2 separate regions of the Homo sapiens genome follow, and region 2 is linked to region 1. Evidence: chromatin loops called from intact Hi-C (ENCODE). Cell type or tissue: ascending aorta. All regions are shown on one strand. Links, peaks and the distances in the headings refer to the core of each region. The heading gives the core; the rest is flanking DNA. Region 1 overlaps KAZN (kazrin, periplakin interacting protein). Region 2 overlaps KAZN (kazrin, periplakin interacting protein).

Region 1 (8,840 bases), core at 4,278-6,777:
TGGTGGCAGCAAGATAGAGCATGAGAGCCAGGGGAAAACCATCAGATCTCGTGAGACTTATTCACTGCCATGAGAACAGTACAGGGAAAACTGCCCCCAGGATTCAATTACCTTCTACCATGTCTCTCCCATAACACGTGGGAATTAGGGGAGCTACAATTCAAGATGAGATTTGGGTGGGGACACAGCCAAGCCTCATGCATCCATGCCTGAGGCAGAGGCTCTCCAGATGGCCAGGACGGGCCATGCACCCCCCTCCCTCCCATCACTTCCCTGCCCTGGCTCCAAACGGGTCTATCCAGTGGTCTTGCAGCTCTGCTGAGAACCACGCCCGCACCCCGCCCCAGGGTGCTGCTTCCTTCTCAAGAGTCTGCCCAGTCCAGCCTGAGCCTCTCTGGCTGTTAGGCAGTCACTCTGCATGGTTAACCGGAGTTTTGCGGTTGGGGAGCTTTTGCTCTCATTCAATACGCATTATTCAATACTATTATCCCCATTTGACCGTGAGGCAAAAGGCACTTACCCAAGGTCACAACAAGCAAATGGTAGGGCCAGGCTGAGAGTCCAGGCCTCTGTCTGTAGAGCCTGGTCCCTCAGCCATGGATGGGCCCAAGTCTCTCCTGCTCCCTCTTCCGTGGACACTCACTCAGGTCAGCAGTCAGCACCCAGCCGAGCCCACAGACATGGCTGGACTTGTGATCAGTTGCCAATGTGGAAACATTGGGAGACATTTAAGGCATGGGAAGTAGCCATCACCTGGAGTTGGGAATTTTCTCAAAACTTTGGGAGGCCTGGCATGACTGGGCCACATTCGGTCAGTCACCCCCTCTAGGTGGGGTTGGTGTTCTAGGTCCCCGCTCATGCACCTGTCTGACTCATGATCCCTGGTAGGCTCTGTGCACAGCTGCGGGTTCTACCTGGATGGTCCTGGGTCCCTCAGCTGGAGAACCAGGGAAGGGGCAGATTAGGATATTTGGAAATGGTGAGCACTGAGCCTCTGACAGCCTGCTTAAGCCCCCAGGTTACCTGTTAACCCTTTCCTTTACCTGCCAGGGGCTGTGCCGAATGCCAGCTCCTAGAAATAGCTGAGGCCCAGGCCCTGCCTTCAGGTGGCCTCTAGGCTAGTCTTAGGGGTGGGTAGGTCCTGAGCTGGGGGTCTGGTTTCCAGGCTGCTAGTGCGGATTCCTGTAGGGCCGGGTAGTGGATGGGCAAGGCCATGATCACGCTTAGCATGAGCTGTGGGCTTAGAAATCCAGGAACAAGCTGCATTGAATTCTCAGCAGGTTATGGGGTAGGGGAGTCTTCAGGGGAAAGGAGGAGGTGCTTGCTTCAGTGAACATTTCCCACGATAAACACAGAATACACAGTGTTAAGTTGGTGGCCAGTTCAAAGGAAAACAAAGAACAGGGAAGGGTGTCCAGGGAAGAGGTTGCCGAGAAAGGCATGTTTGAATAAAGAGGAGATGGGAGGAAGTGAGACACGTGGGTAGGAGGGGGAAGGAAGGAGGGCCTTCCAGGCAGAGGGAACAGCTCATGCAGAGGTCCCGAGGAAGGAGGCCAGTGCATGGACAGCCAGGAGGCCAGGGCAGCTTCCCCGGAATGTGAGCTGGGGGAGGATGGGTACAGGACCTGGAGACAGATCTTGGGGGGGTCCTTGTAGACCATTGGAAGGACTTTGCGCTCCCCCTTGATGGGGACAGGAGTTGTGGGAGAGAAGCAGAGAAGTGACATGGTCTGAGCTGCCTTTTAAGGGGACAGCTCCATGGCAGGATTGATATCTACTGAAGGGTTGGAAAACCAGTTAGGAGACTACCGTGTGACCCAGATATGGGGGTGGGGGTGGGGACACAGCCCGGGTGGGTGAGCAGGGTAGTGACTGAGGAGTGGTAAAAAGGGCCCAGGTCCTGGTGCCATGTTGAAGGCAGAGCTGGCGTGGTCGGCTGATTAATTGGGGGTGGAGTATGAGAAAAGTTTGGGGGGGTGGTCAAGGAAGATTCCAGAGTTTAAGGCCAGAGCAACAGGAAGGCTAAGGCCACTGTGAACTGAGTTTGAGGGCACTGAGAAGAGCAGATTCTTGGGGACTGGTCAGGGACTATCTTGGATGTGTTAGGTTTGAGTTGCTTTTAGAGGTTCAAGCAGAGGTGTGGATGCTCTGGGCTCTGGGTCTGGAGTTCAGGGATGAGGTCCAGGCTGAAGCCTGTGGTTGGACTGAAGCCACCAATGCCCAGAGGTCAGAAGGGAACAGAGTCCAAAACGGAGCAGGCAGAAATGAGAGGAAACCAGGAACACGGGCCCTGGAGGTCAAGCGAAGACTTGTCATCACCTGCATCGCCTGCTGGAGGCAGAGCTCATCAGATGGAGAATGTGGATTCACACTCAGAGGTCGTTGGCGACCGGCATGGAAAAGCCAGAGCCGGTCCCAGAGAGGATGGTGGGAAGGAAATGGAGACGGTGATACGGTCAACCCTTTTGAACATTTTTGTTCCAAAAGGAAGAAGAGAAATGGAATGAGAGCTGGAGAGGGACATGGGATCAAATGAAGGTTTTCTGTGAAAGATGTGAGAGAGAATTGCATGTTCCAATGATGCTGAGAAAAATTCAATAGAGGGCACATGCCAAGTGCAAAGAACTCAGATGGTCCGAGGAGCCTCTTGTAGAAAAGGGGAGGCCTCAGTTTCCAGCGGAGGGAAGGCACAGCAGCAGCCAGGCTAATAGCGGGAGAGCCTGGTAGGGGAAGTGACCCTCACACTCCTGGACCTGGGGTCTCACCTCTGTGGGAAGCACAATGTCTGGGGTCTTTCCCCAGCCCTGGGCACCTTAAAATTTGAGCACTCTGGATTAGCAGAAACTTTGGTCCACTTGAGTCTTCTCATTCCTGGCTGGGATGTGGACACAGTTCACCAAGCCCAAGGCAGCTTAATAAGAACTTCAGCCATGCCGTGGCCAGCTCCGAGATCACCAGGACTGATGCTCAGGGTTCTGTCAGGAGGCACAGGGAAATCAGCATGGCCTGTCCCTCCCAGGGAGGGCAAGAGGGGACAGGCAAAGAAAAACAAGATGTCCTCTGCCCTCATGGCACAGGATCCTGCTGTCCCTGGGGCTGTCCACCTAATTCAGTCATTCATTTGAAAGTCACTATTTCCTGAGCACTTACTATGTGCCAGGCACTGCTGTCGTTGTGGAGGATACAGCAGTGAACAGGACAGACCAGGTCCCTGCCCTCCAGGAACTTAATATCACAGGTTGGGAGTGGACATGAAAATAAGTAAACTCATTAATCCTTCACTTACCTTTGGCCCAGGTGAGGGAAATAAAGTCTGCTCTTTCACCCTTAAGCATGCTGTTTGGAGTTTTTTTGCCACCATCTCACTGGTGTGAATAGACTCATTTTCTACCAGTTGAGAAAATTGGTTCTCACTTTTTTGGTTAAGTAGAATTGCCCTTGGTTCCATGGAGTATGCTGGTAATTGGCACAGCGCTGACCAGAATAGTTCTCAAACATGCCAGCCCTGATCAGGCACTACTGGCATCTGCCTCCCTGTCAGGGGCAGAGCTGGCAAACCTGCCCTGTTTCCCTCCCGTGCCATGGCAGACATCCCTAATCAACCCAGCTTCCTAGGGAGCCTAGTTGATTAGTCGTGTCTTCCCTGGCGTGTTACTGGAAAATAAGAAGCTATTCCAGATATTTGCCTTTCCTGCCCCAGGCAGGAGGTTGGAAGGGTCATGCTGACTAACTTTCCAGGGTGCACTTGGAGAGAGAGTCTATGGGTCATCTGGAAAGATCATGGGCCTGAGCGACAAAGTTCTGGGATCAAGTTCCAGGTCAGCCACTTGTTGGCTGCGCGAGCCGGTCAACCCACTTCACCTCGTGGTGAGAAGATAAAGGAAATTAACATTGTGGGGAGCAGACTGGGCGCAGTGGCTCAGGCCTGTAATCCCAGCACTTTGGGAGGCCAAGGCGGGCGGATCACTTGAGGTCAGGAGTTCAAGACCTGAGCACCACCTGATGTGACGAGAACCTGATTAACCTTTATAAAGCAGGTTAAACTTTAACCTCTTCCGAACTCACCTTACTCATCTTTGAAACGGAAAAAAAAACAAATAAACTGCTGTCCGCCCATCCCAGGACCATAAATTTGTGGCCTTGAACTTGCTGCCCTCGACTGGCCCTTTCCTTCTCCCTGACCTGGGTCTCTTCCCCGGGGCTCTTTACTTGGAAACCTGCCTATTGCTCAAGTCAGCCTGTATTTTCTGGGGCCTCCTAGAGCCTGAGCTCAGGCCTGGGAGCCACGGGGAGCTGGAAGATAGGAAGAGAGGTTAACACTGAGCACCTGCTGTATGCAGCTGAGCTCTGTCCTGGGTCCTGTCACATAGAGCCTTGCCAGGTGGAGACGATCATGCACAGCTTAACAGCTGGGGATAGGGAAGCTCAGAGAAGTTGCATGTGGGGTCTCAGGCCCCGCAGCTGCTAAGGAGCAAGTGACAAAGGTGAGGTCTGTTGGGATTTCAGAAGCTAAAAGGAAGCTCACAGACTCCAACACCCTCATTATGCTGGGGGAAAACCGAGGCTTAGAGCGGGGGAAAAAAGCAGCACCAGAACCTGGGACCCCCACCCCCAACTCTGAAGCTGTGTCTTTCTGAGGTTCTCGTCTCCCAAAATGCTCAAGGTCAGCACCCCACAGTCACTCAAGACCAGATAGCTTGTCCCTATGGCAGAAATGATTCAGCCCTCTGGATCCATGGGTTCCACATCGATGAATTCAACCAACCAAGGATCGAAAATAATTTGGAAAAAAAAAAAATGGATAGTTGTGCCTGTACTGAATATGCACAAGACATATTTCTTATCATTTTTCTCTAAACAATGCAGTGTAACAACTACTTACATAGCATCTACATTGTATAAAGTATTATAGGTAATTTAGAGATGATTTACAGTACACGGGAGGACGTGTGTAGATAATTTGCAAATACTATGTTTCATCGGGGACTTGAGCATCGGTGGATTTTGGTATTTGGGGGAGCTCCTGGAACCAATGCCACACAATACCAAGGTTGACTGTACTGTCAGCTGCCGTCTACAGATGAGGAAACTGAGGCTTAATCAAACTTAGGCAGATTCCCAAGCCAGTGCTTCTTTTTTTTTTTTTTTTTTTTTTTTTTTTTGAGACAGAGTCTCGCTCTGTCGCCCAGGCTGGAGTGCAGTGGCGCGATCTCGGCTCACTGCAAGCTCCGCCTCCCGGGTTCACGCCATTCTCCTGCCTCAGCCTCCCCAGTAGCTGGGACTACAGGCGCCCGCACCACTCCCGGCTAATTTTTTGTAATTTTAGTAGAGACGGGGTTTCACCATGTTAGCCAGGATGGTCTGGTTCTCCTTACCTCGTTATCTGCCCGCCTCGGCCTCCCAAAATGCTGGGATGACAGGCGTGAGCCACCGCTCCCGGCCCCAAGCCAGTGCTTCTAACTCAGCTGCCTTGGCCTAAGAGTTGGGAGACCTCAGCTGACTCTCTGTGCATTGGGCATTCTTGCCTCGTCTCTGGGCCTCAGTTTCCCCATCTGTAAAGGGAAGCTGAGCTAGAAGAACTCCGAGAGCCTCACATTCTGATGGGTGTTTATTAGAAGTTCAAGTTTGCCAGATTGGTTTGCCAGGCTTTCTGGCCCTTACCTGCCCACCCCTCATTTCGCAGAATGTAGTTCCTGAAGGTTCCATGGGTCAGGAACATTGCATGGAAAAGAAAGGGGGGCCCCCTGCTGGCAGCAGCTGGGATCGTCTGACGTGGACCGATTCCTCCCTCCTCACCTCTGAGCGCATGTTTGTCCAGGGTACACCCAGGCTGGAAATTTTTACAAGAGCTCCTGACCTTGCGACATCCAGGATTGGGCCCACAGTGGTTGTTTGTTTGTTTGTTTGTTTGAGACGGAGTCTCGCTCCGTCCTGTCCCACATCTGGGTTAGGGGCTGTGGCATCCGAAGCCAGAGAAGGAAGAAAGGTCTGTGGTGGGAGCTTGAGGACAAACTGAATGTCACCTCATTGTGTACCCGACAGAGCCCAGAGGCTCCTTTGTGTCGTTTTTAGTTTGTCTCCACTGGGCATTCATTCCTAAAGATTCAGCTTTTGTGTTGTCTCGGTCTTTCGCCTGGGAGGGCCCAGCTCAGAGACGTGCCATCATCGTGGGGCCACAGCTGGGCCCCTGGTTACACCCTGGTCTCAGGCATGCATGTGGCCACCTCTGAGTTGGAAAAATAAGTGCCTCCCACACACCCTCCCTCCCACCTCCAGAGTCCCCACATTCCCAGGAGCGGGCTGGTCTCATTCCATGATCCTGCAGGGCCTGCTGGGCGTGACATCACCAGTCACCATGGCAGTGGTTCCAGTGGCTTGGCTGCTGGAATAGGACCCGCGTGGGTGAGGCCAGATGATTGGGAAGTCATGCAGAGCGCTGGGGAGCTAGGAGCTGAGTCAGGAGGCCAGTCCCAGAGAAACACAGCCATGCCTTGCAGGCTGGCAGCTCATCTTGCATTAGGAGCATTTAGGGAACAGGTTTTGAAGGAGAGAAAAAAGCAGAGCTATGAGGAAGAAAGGAAGAGTTCCATTGCATCATTTTCATAGCTGTGTGTAGATTTTAAATTATTTCTTGGGGGCCCATCGCACCAGCCTCCTTGTTTGTGTAGAGTTGCAGCACCTGCCATGTGCAAACTGGATGTCGCCTCCTTGTGTACACGACAGAACTTGTGGCACCTTTGTGTTATTTGTAGTTGTTCTTCACCTGGCATTCATTCCTAAAGATTCAGTTTTTGTGTTGTCTTGGTCATTAGCCTGGCAGAGTCCAGCCCAGAGGTGGGCAGAGCGAGGAGCGCCCGTGGAAAAGAACCATGAAGTGAAGCCTCATGGGAGAGGGTAGCAGCATGACTCACAGCCTGCCCTGGTGTGTCTGTTAGGAATGTGCTGGGCTGCATGTAACAATAAACCCCCAAAATATTGGGGTTTGTTATTCTCCTGCTGTAAGGCATCCCCGGCTGGGTGGTACCATCGGGGACCCTGGCCTCTTCTGTTTTTCTTTCTCCTCCCCATTCTTAGCTCATATCTTCCATCCTTGTGCTCAAAAAAGGGCTTATAAAGAAAACTAGATTTCCCAGTGGGCATCTGTGTGCATCTTAATGGCCAGAACTGTGACACCTGCCGCTTGTAGCTGCAAGGGAGCTTGGGAAATTGAACATTTTAGGTGGACACATTCCCCACCAAACAGAATTGGAGCATCATGGTGAGGAGGAGGGTGGATGGTGCCAGTGCCAGCCATAGGTGTGAGTTTGTCTCCTCTATGAGAGCGTCAGCCTCCCACAAGGCAGGAACCACGTCTGGCTCACTCCTGTCCTCACAGCAGCAAGCCTGGCGTACAGTAGGTGCTTAATTGAACTATTTGGGGAGAGCCGCAGGTCCCCTCTTAGGCAGAAGCGAATAATCTAAAGGCACAGGCTCAGCTCTTGCTCTCAGAGAGCCCCAGGTTAGATGCAGGAGGCATAGCCTGCACCCCACCATGGAGGCAGCCCACACGTTGCACACGCAAAGCCAGGCACACGTACACACACCCCTTGGACTGCCGGATAAATGATAACAAGGATGGAGCAGCAGGGAGACCCACAGAAGCCACAAGAGGCTGCACTGCACCCCCACAAAGGCCATTTGTGAGAGGAAAGGCCTGGGAATGCCATGTTGAGGTGCTGGGGGGGTTCCCCTCCCAAGGTCTCCAACTGCCAAGAGCAGAGTCTGGAGTTTGGTTCTCATGGAGATGTGGGTAATGTAGGAGGCAATTCAGAGCCTAGGCGGGCAGGGGTCATTCATTTCCAACCAGAAAGCAGAGGCATGATTTCCCTGCCAACCAGAGGGCAGCGGTGTAAATCCCCCAGGGAGCCCATGCGACCTGCTGAGTAGCAGCTTCTTTCCACCGGAGCAGGAGGGCCCAGTGAGGCTCCAGGAAGCCACAGTGATAGCATGGCTGGGGTCAGCGCCCCTGCCCTCCAGGAGCCACTCCCCAAGCTCAGCAGTGCTCTCCTGCTACTCTCCAGCCCGCCAGCATGAAACCAGCCTGAAACTGAGTCAGGTACCCATTCCACCCCAGCTGTGCCATTAACCAGCTGTGTGGTCTTCGTTTCCCCCTCTGTGAGATGGGATGATAAAAATACTCACCCATGCACCTGCCTCTCCTAGGAGGGCGGCCAGGATCCCATGCGCATGTGCAAATGGAAATTTCCCATTCATCAGCGACAGCGGGGCCCCGGCTCTTCCTTAAGGAGCCTTCTGACCGGGATGCATCTTTATTTTTATTTTGATTTTTATGTATTACTTTATTTTTTGAGACAGAGTCTCACTCTGTCTCCCAGGTGGGAGTACAGTGGTGCAATCTCGGCTCGCTGCAACCTCTGCCTCCAGGGTTCAAGCGATTCTTGTGCCTCAGCCTCTGGAGTAGCTGAGACTACAGGCACACGCCACCACGCCCGGCTAATTTTTGTATTTTTAGTAGAGACGGGGTTTCACATGTTGGCCAGGCTGGTCTCGAACTCCTGACCTCGAGTGCTCCGCTCGCCTCTCAAAGTGCTGGGATTACAGGCCTGAGCCACCGCGCCTGGTCATACATCTTTAGATGTTGGGTCATCTTAATATGAGGTTCACCAGCAATGTGGTCGCATCATGTTAGGGGGCAGGGCACAAAACTAGCCTAGCTGTGCCGGGGCCTCCCACCCACTGCCTGAGGCCTGCAGGGCCCACCCGCTGCCTGGCAGGAGTGAAGCAGAAGAGTCCTCTTTCCATGGACTCTACCATCCCAGCCCTTTAAGGTTCCAGCCCAG
Region 2 (8,840 bases), core at 3,551-6,050, 57 kb before region 1:
TATTAGTATTAATGTTTTCAAAATTAAAACTAGAAAAAATATGTAAATCTTTAGTAATTTATTTTAAAATCATCATAATAAATGCATTATATGTTAACATAAGTACAGTTATCTTTTTCTTTCCTTTCCTTTTCTTTTTTTTTTTTTTTTTGAGATAGTTTCACTGTGTCACCCAGGCTTGAGTGCAGGGGCGTGACCTCGGCTCACTGCAACCTCCGCCTCCTGGGTTCAAGTGATTCTCGTGCCTCAGCCTCCCAAGTAGCTGGGATTACAGGCACGCGCCACCATGCCCAGCTAATTTTTGTATTTTTAGCAGAGACAGGATTTCACCGTGTTGCCCAGGCTGGTCTGGAACTCTTGACCTTAAGCAATCTGCCTGCCTCGGCCTCCCAAAGTGCTGGGATTACAGGCGTGAGACACCTTGCCCCACCAATATAGTTATGTTTTAATGAGAAGTAGCTGTATTTTCCCAAACAGATTCGAGTGAGAAGAGCAGCATTATTTTTTAAACATTTTTGTAAAACTCACTGGTGTCTGGCTTCATAGCAGAGTGCTGAATTCTCATCTCTGCTCCGTCTGTCTAGTGTGATTGTTGTTTTGGTTGAAAATCTGGCGTACGCAGTTTTGTATTAATAGTTGGAGAAGGAAGGATTATATTAATTGCCTTGTTAGATAATTGTGGGTGTTCTTTGATACCATGCTGAAATTCAGTGGTAGTTTCTTGAAGGTTTGTTGCAGTGCGCATCTGAAACCTAATCCTTTGTACTCTGCTACGTTAAAATCCACTGGTCTAATTTGCACTTTGAAATGGGTATTTTACCCACGTTTTTTTTTCTTTTGAGATAGAGTCTTGCTCTGTCTCACCCAGACTGGAGTACAGTGGCGCCATCTCAGCTCACTGCAACCTCCGTCTCCTGGGTTCAGACGATTCTCCTGTCTCAGCCCTGCGAGTAGCTGGGACTACAGGCATGTGCCACCACACCCAGCTAATTTTGTATTTTTAATAGGACTGGGTTTCACCATGTTGGCCAGGCTGGTCTTGAACCCCTGACCTCAGGTGATCACCCGACTCAGCCTCCCAAAGTGCTGGGATTACAGGCATGAGCCACTGCACCCGGCCCCCGCATATGTATTACTGGCGGAAAATGGCTTGAACAAAGGCTAGAAGACTAGTCTGCACATGGAGGTGGGAAGGGACACCTGATGTTGAGGCTTTGATGCAGGCAGATGATGGGCGATGGTCACGGTGAACTCGAGGGTCACACCAGAAGCTCAGGGACCTTGGAGCTTTTCAGCAGGAGTCACTATGTGAAGTGTGGTGTTTTAGGATGTCCCCATTTTCGTTTCCCTCCCTCTCCCTCCCTTTGCAGCCTGGTCACTGTCCTTCTGGCACATGGTGGTGTGGTTACATCTGTGTGGCTCCTGGATGTGCCTATGGTATCACCTCCCTTCTGTCCCCTCAAGGTCTCTGCATTTGTACTTTACTCTCCCCCAGCCTCCAGATGGTCACTCTTCCGCCTGCTTCAGGTTCAGTCTCCGCATCCTCTAGGCAGCTTTCTGGACCAGCTTCCCTGTCCGATGGGCTCAGGGCCTGTTTTTGGCAGAATAATGATGTCCCCCTCTCCCAAAGATGTCCCCAGCCTAATTCCTGGGACTTGTGAATGAGTTAGGTCACACGGCAAAGGGGAACGAAGCTTGCCAATCGGATATCCCTGGGATGAGTCTCCGGTGGGCCCAGTGGATCACAAGGGCCCTTGAAAGTAGAAGGGGAGGCACAAGAGAGAGTCAGAGGAGATGTGACCGGAGGAGCAGAGGCCAGAGGGATTCAATGTGGGGCCTTGACACACCGTTGCTGGCTTTGAAGACACAGGAAGGGGCTGCAAGCCAAGGAGTGCAGGCGACCTCTAGAAGCTGGGAAAGACAAGGAAACAGGCTTTCCCCAGAGCCTCCAGAAGAAAGGCAGTCCTGCCAACACCAGGGTTTTAGCCCGGTAACACCCATTTTAGACCTTTGACCTCCAGAACTACTATAAGAACATTCATTTGTATTAAATTAATTTGTATTATGTTAGGCCAGCAGTCCCCAACCTTTTAGGCACCAGGGACCGGTTTCATGGAAGACAGTTTTTCCACGGACCAGGTGTCCGGGGTTGGGGGATGGTTTTGGGATGATTCCAGGGCATTACATGCACTACATTTCTTGTGCACTAAATTTCTATTATTATTACATTGTAATATATAGTGAAATAATTATACAATTCACCCTAATGTAGAATCAGTGGGAGACCTGAGCTTGTTTTCCTGCAACTAGATGGTCCCATCTAGGGGTGACGGGAGACAGTGACAGATCATCAGGCATTAGATTCTAATAAGGAGCACGCAACCTGGATCCCTCACATGCGCAGTTCACAAGAGGGTTCGTGCTCCTATGAGAGTCTAATGCCATCGCTGCTGATCAGACAGGAGGTGGAGCTCCGGCGGTAATGTGAGTGATGGGGAGCAGCTGTAAATACAGATGAAACTTCGCTCGCTCGCCCCTCACCTCCTGCTGTGCAGCCTGCTTCCTAAGAGGCCAGGGACCAGTACCAGTCCATGGCCTGGGGCTTGGGGACCCCGTGTGAAGCCACTGCATTGTGTCACTTTGTTACAACAAGAATGGGAAACGAACCAGGCCCTCTCTTTCCCTGGACTTGGCAGCCCTAAACACTGCCCTCTCTCAGGGCTTAGGACACGTGAGGGTCATCTGTTTCCTTTAGAAACGCCTGCAGGGCACAGCAGCCAGCACGGGGCGGGTGGAGTTAGCTAGCACTGACTGAGCATGGAGCAGAAGAAAGGATCCGGAGTTTCCTCTCCTTACTGGAAGGACTAAGGCCTGTGGGAGCCTTTTCCCTGCCACAGAGTGAGTCACCTGCCTTACACTGAAAGAAACACAACTTTATTATTTAATTTGCTCATTCACCAAATGTTCCCTGAAAGCTTCCCTACCCCAAAGCTTGTGCCGATGCCTGTGGTTCAGAGCATTCCAGGCCCTGCTCAGAGTCTAGGGACATGCCTGAAACCTACGACACACTCAGTGTACCTTACTTGAATCCTATTTTTCCAAGTGGCCAACCAGGCCTGTAGATGAGAGTCTATCCCATAGGCATTCCTGCTTCAAGGAGTTCTAGGCTGCAGAGACTGTCTTAAGTCCAGCGGGGTCGGTGGGGCTGGAAGACTAAAGCTCCCAGCAGGTGCAGCCATGCCCTGGCTGCCTTTGCAGATGTCACCAGGCCTGCAGACAGTGGGGTAGTAGGTGGCCTGAGAGGCTGTTGAATAGAACGATGTGTCATCTGTGCTGGGGCGGCCATGCCCACTTGCTTTCTTAGACACACATCCTTGTCACCACAGCACTGTGTGGGTTTGAAAAGCTACTTGATGTTTCCTGTGTCCCTTCCCACATCCGCACTCCATTCTTAGTCTCATTCCCTCCATCAAAGACGTGTTCATCTTCTATGCAGTTCATCACCTGGGGTTGAATGTGTATGTTCCTCTTTAGTAAATTCATACGCTTGAAGCTACTGCTGTTTCTTTAGCCTGGTGGCTCTCGGGGCTGCTGCAGGGGGCCCACCCTGAGCCAGCCCCTCGGTCCCACAGCCCTGACGTAGAAGACTCTTTGCTGGTAAATCTCGGAACTCACTGGAAGCTTCCACAAAGTTTAACTCTACAGACAGAATGTCTTCCTTACATACTACCGGCTGCTTTTAAATATTGTTAACAGATCCCCCTTAAAGGCTTCTTAGACTCCACATTTTGATCCAGTTGATAATAATTGATGGTCAGGTGGAAGAATTGCCCAGGCTCTGTTGTTGTTCTGTTATAGTTGCCACTGGACCTGCTTTCAGCACCCTCACCCTGGCTGCTTCAGAGGGCAGCTGGATTCCTAAAAAGAACCCATGCCCTAATGCACAAGTACTTTTTATTTTATTTTATATTATTTTTCGTGGGGGGACAGAGTCTTACTCTGTCGCCCAGGCTGGAGTGCAGTGGCATGATCTTGGCTCACTGCAACCTCTACCTCCTGGGTTCAAGCGATTCTCCTGCCTCAGCCTCCTGAGTAGCTGGGATTACAGGCGCCCGCCACCACGCCCAGCTGATTTTTGCATTTTTAGTAGAGCTGGGGTTTCACCGTGTTGGCCAGGCTGGTCTTGAACTCCTGACTTCAAGTGATTCACCTGCCTCGGCCTCCCAAAGTGCTGGGATTATAGGCATGAGCCATGGTGCCTGGCCCACAAGCACTTTTTAAAAATAATTAATAATCATCATCATTTAATTTGAGAGTAGTTTGAGGTTTACAGAAAAGTTTCTAAGATAGTACGGAGCGTTGCTGTATACCCAGTTTCCCCGTTAAGATCCTTCAATTACCTTGCACAAGAGCCTTAAAACCATCTCTTGTGTCGTGCTTGCTGATATCTCATTGGCCAAAGCAAGTCACCTGACCAAGCCCTGTATCACGTGGGCGGGGCTCTGCAAGGCCAGGCTCCTTGGCAACCCCGTGACTCACAGTCCAACACAGAGATCCTTTTAAATAGAATTGTTTCCAGAACCTGCCCTGAAGTCTGGGGTTCTGGTGACTGACAGTCTACACATTTGCAACAAACTTTGTCCCCTTTGCTTTTTATGCAGTAATTTTTTTTGCACCCGAGGAACTGATGTTCTCGTCCTCATCTGGGGTTTTTAGCACTGAGTCCTTGACCCTCTGTGAGTTGCACAGGCAGCCAGGACGGCGCCTTCCCCCAGGCGTCCCTGTCCCCCACACAGCCTCCCTAACATGTGCCCTTTCCGGCGTCTGCTTCAACACTTGGATCAGCTTCTTAGTAGATTCCGTGATGTCTTAAGGTTCTAATTATGGAAGTCTTCCATTTATCCTGAGAACAACGGAAAGGCTGGTCTGTTTGCAAATGCACAGACACCCTCTAGCACTCACCCACGCCCATCTGATACTTGTTTTGGAAACATTTACCAGAGCTCAACTCTTCTGTGTTCTGGGGAGGGGAGATTAAGCCCATTTTGTAGTTGGGAAGACTGAGGTGTGAACACACACTGCATCACTTTGGAGTGATAATCATTTCGGCTAGCATGTATTTAGCACTTGGAATTTGCCAGGCACTCTCTTCATTCCTTTGCCTGCGTGAGTCATCAGTCCTCCCAACAACCCATGTTCGATGGGTAGTGTTAGCCTCAGTTTCCCCATCTATAAAATGGGGATGAGAGAGGTTAAGAAATTCTTCTGGCCGGATGCAATGGCTCATGCTTTTGTAATACCATCACTTTGAGAGGCCAAGGCGGGCGAATCATGAGGTCAGGAGTTTGAGACCAGCCTGACCAACATGGTGAAACACTGTCCTTACTAAAAATACGAAAATTAGCCAGGCATGGTGGCGCGTGCCTGTAATCCCAGCTACTCAGGAGGCTGAGGCAGGAGAATTGCTTGAATCCGGGAGGCAGAGGTTGCGGTGGGCTGAGATTGCGCCGCGGCACGCCAGCCTGGGCGACAGAGCGAGACTGTCTCAAACAAAAAAAGAAAAGAAAAAGAAAATCTTCTACGGCCTTCTAGCTAGTAGGTTTTGGAGCCAAAGCTTGATCCCTAATGAGTCTGTTTTCCAAACTGATTTTCTTCATAGATATTTGGCAGGTACTTCTTTGATTCTGAGGTTCTCAGGGGTGATCACAGCAGAAAAGAGGAAAAGAGTGAAATAGGGAAGAGAGGAGAAAGAGGAGAGGATCTGGAAGTGGGTGTCTTTCAGAGGCCCCCTTCCCTGGAGGCACCAGGAGTTGTTTTTTTTTTTTTCTTTTTCTTTTTTTTTTTTTTTTTTGAGACGGACTCTCGCTCTGTTGCCCAGGCTGGAATGCAGTGGCGCGATCTCTGCTCACTGCAAGCTCCGCCTCCCGGGTTCACACCATTCGGCACCAGGAGTTTTAATGCATTCTCCGTCTTCGCTCTGAAAATGGTCCCCGGGAAGAAAGGCTGCAAGGTTGCTCTCTTGGCCACACCAGACAGAAGTTTTTCTTCCCACCTCCTCCCAGTCTCGTCCTCCTTCCCCTGCAGGGCATTGAGCATGCTCCAGCCCCCGGAAATGCCAGTGGTCTCGGCTGCAGCAGAGGCTGTCTTTACGGTAGGGGCAGAGGCTGCACACGCTGATCCTCAGCTTTTAATTAATCCACCCCTCCCTGGCCCCTTCCCAGGAAAGGTCAGAGATGGATTCTGCAGAATGAGGACAGGACTCGGTGTGCGTCAAGCCAGGCTCTCCAAATGCCTTTCAGAAGACCTTGCCCAAGACCCCATTAAATTTTGCTTGGAGCATGGCCTCCATCACTGTGCAGGTCTTCATGCCTACCTGGCCATGACAGGGTCAGGACATGACCTTGAAAGTGTGGCAAGAAAACGAAAGCCACGCTGGCCTCCATCCCAGGAGAAGACCTTTGGTGTGAGCAGGGGAGGGTCATCTTCAGAGTTGGCCTCAGAGGCAGTGCAGGGCACTCTTGCTCTGCGGTGCCTGAGCTTGGCTCAGTTGAGCACAGGTCCAAGGCGGCTGTGGACACAGGATCAAGTCTGACACAGGCCTTGACCCTGATTCACCTCACCCCTGCTTGGCTCCCAGGGGAATGCGCTGCTGACCTCAGACTGGGAACTTTTTTTTTTTTTTTTGAGTTGGAGTCTCACTCTTGTCGCCTAGGCTAGAGTGCAATGGCACAATCTCAGCTCACTGCAACCCTGCCTCCCGAGTTCCGGCGATTCTCCTACCTCAGCCTCCTGAGTAGCTGGGATTACAGGCACCTGCCACCACGCCCGGCTAATTTTTGTATTTTTAGTAGAGACGGGGTTTCACCATGTTGGCCAGGCTGGTCTCGAACTCCTGACCTCAAGTGATTCGCCCACTGTGGCCTCCCAAAGTGCTGGGATTACAGGCGGGAGCCGCTGTGCCTGGCCGTGAGCTCTTTTTGTAGAGTAGCCCCTGCTCGTGGTCAGTCAGCAAAGGAGGTAGCAGGGCTTTGGGGTATTGAATGCAACACAGGAGAGGGGGTGTGGGGAACAGGGACTGCAGTTTCACTCAGATTTAGCAAAACGTATCGAGCACCTCCGAGAGCCGGCCCTATCCTGAGCATGCCATATGCCTTCTCTTCACATTATCCCCAGAACAACCCCATGACATAGATGGGGTCACCCTGCCTTTACAGTTGGGGAAACTGAGGCTCCAAGATCGTACAGCATGCGAGTCTCAGCATTTGGATTTGAAGCTCTGTGTCTGACACAGATCCATCAATGCTGCACCGGTGCTAGTTTTCCATCAATAGACATCGTTTTAATGTTACTAAAATATTACTAGAATCCCACTCATTCATTCAGCAGATACTTGTTGAAGTCCTACTGTTTGCCAGACATTATTCTGGGCACTTGGGGTTTATCTGTGAGCATGTTAGGAATAACGCTCAAAATCCTAAGGAAACTGAACACTCAAACAAAGGATTCTTAGCAAAGCAATTGTACTTCTGCGCAGAGGGGTACCTCCTTGGCCAGTTGCCATGAGAGCACACCTGAACAAAGGGGCACGAGAGCCTTTATTCCTGATGCAAGTCCTGCCCCTGTACCCTTTCCCCACTGGCCGGGGTCATACAATCTAAACTAATCCCAGTTGACTGAACATTTGATTTTTTTTTAGATAGGGTGGGCATGTAAAAGAAAGTGGAGAGGAAGGGGAAGGGGTGTCTGTAATGAGCTAGAAAGTTAGTCCTCTTTCCAAATAAGGAAAGGAATGTGAGCTGGTACTGATAACGCTTGGTACTGTGGCATGCCTGGGCATTTAACAAAGGCAAGGAGGAAAAAAGGAGAAGAAAAGGGGGGTGGTACAATGAATTAAAGAATAAAAGATTGATCAGATTATTTGAAGAGAAACCTCATCATATCCCACAGCAGAATTGACAAAGATCCATTTCTTGTGGAGATTACATTCTAGAAGGGTGCACCGGTTACTACTGCTGTGTAACACACTGCCTGTAAATCTTAGTGGCATAAAGCAACCACCGTTTTTCTTACATCTCATGATCTTGTGAATCAGGGATTTGGCAGGGCTCAGCTAGGCGATTCTTAGGTTCTCTGTGGTGTCAGTAGGGGTACTTCCATGCTATTCCTCTGGACGACCCAAGATGGCTTCACTCACATATCTGGTGCCATGGCAGGATGGCTGGGCTAAGCTGGGTCCGGCAACCACATGCCCATTTGCAGCCCCTTCAGCATAGTAGTCAGACTTTGTACATGGATGCTAAGGGCTCCCACAGAGAGGGCTCCAGGAAACCAAGTGCAAGCTGCCAGGCTTCTTATGACCTAGTCCTAGGAGTCACTTAGCATCACTTCTGCCACATTCTGTTGGTGACAGGCCAGCCAGACCCCACACTATAAAAGGCATGTGGCATGGGAGATGCATTTGTGTCCAGCTTTGCAAAAATACCATCTGCCATGGAGGGAAGGGAAAAGGCAAACAAACAATATAGCAAAAAGTAAATGTATGCTGTTTTAGGGGATTGTAGGTACTATATGGAAATGAAGATTTTAAAGTAGGGTAAGATCAGACCCAGCTGCTCCACTCCTGAGTGTTTACTCACCTAGGAAATACACATCCATACAAAGACTTGTACATACGTGGTTTTAGCAGCTTATTTTTAATAGCCAAAAACTGGAATCGGCCCAAAGGCTCATCAACAGATAAAAAAATAAACAAACTGGTAATATTGTACAATGGAATCCTACTCAGTAATAAAGCAACAAACTGGGTACATATAACAACATGGAGAGATCTCAATTCTACT

Evidence for each region. Peaks named below come from ENCODE experiments on the same cell type or tissue, not always from the same donor. Only the 100,000 strongest peaks of a DNase experiment are listed, where the experiment ranks them.
Region 2: a loop joins it to region 1, with 2.9 times the contacts of the local background. A loop is called at or near these places in 4 of 110 quality-filtered maps.

What each region holds. Positions count from the first base shown.
Region 1 is chr1:15,021,938-15,030,777 of GRCh38, forward strand. All of the region lies in intron 2 of KAZN (kazrin, periplakin interacting protein), which reads left to right. Among named protein-coding and RNA genes, the nearest start is that of TMEM51-AS1, 130 kb to the right of the region's middle. RefSeq lists an enhancer at 290-951. In ascending aorta, for the core only: a CTCF peak has its summit at 5,739 (motif pointing left); DNase peaks (open chromatin) are centred at 5,764 and 6,354; H3K27ac peaks cover 709 bases.
Region 2 is chr1:14,965,849-14,974,688 of GRCh38, forward strand. All of the region lies in intron 2 of KAZN (kazrin, periplakin interacting protein), which reads left to right. Among named protein-coding and RNA genes, the nearest start is that of TMEM51-AS1, 180 kb to the right of the region's middle. RefSeq lists enhancers at 2,108-3,012, 4,200-4,922. In ascending aorta, for the core only: no CTCF peak of the experiment used is centred there; a DNase peak (open chromatin) is centred at 4,513; H3K4me3 peaks cover 782 bases; H3K27ac peaks cover 2,500 bases.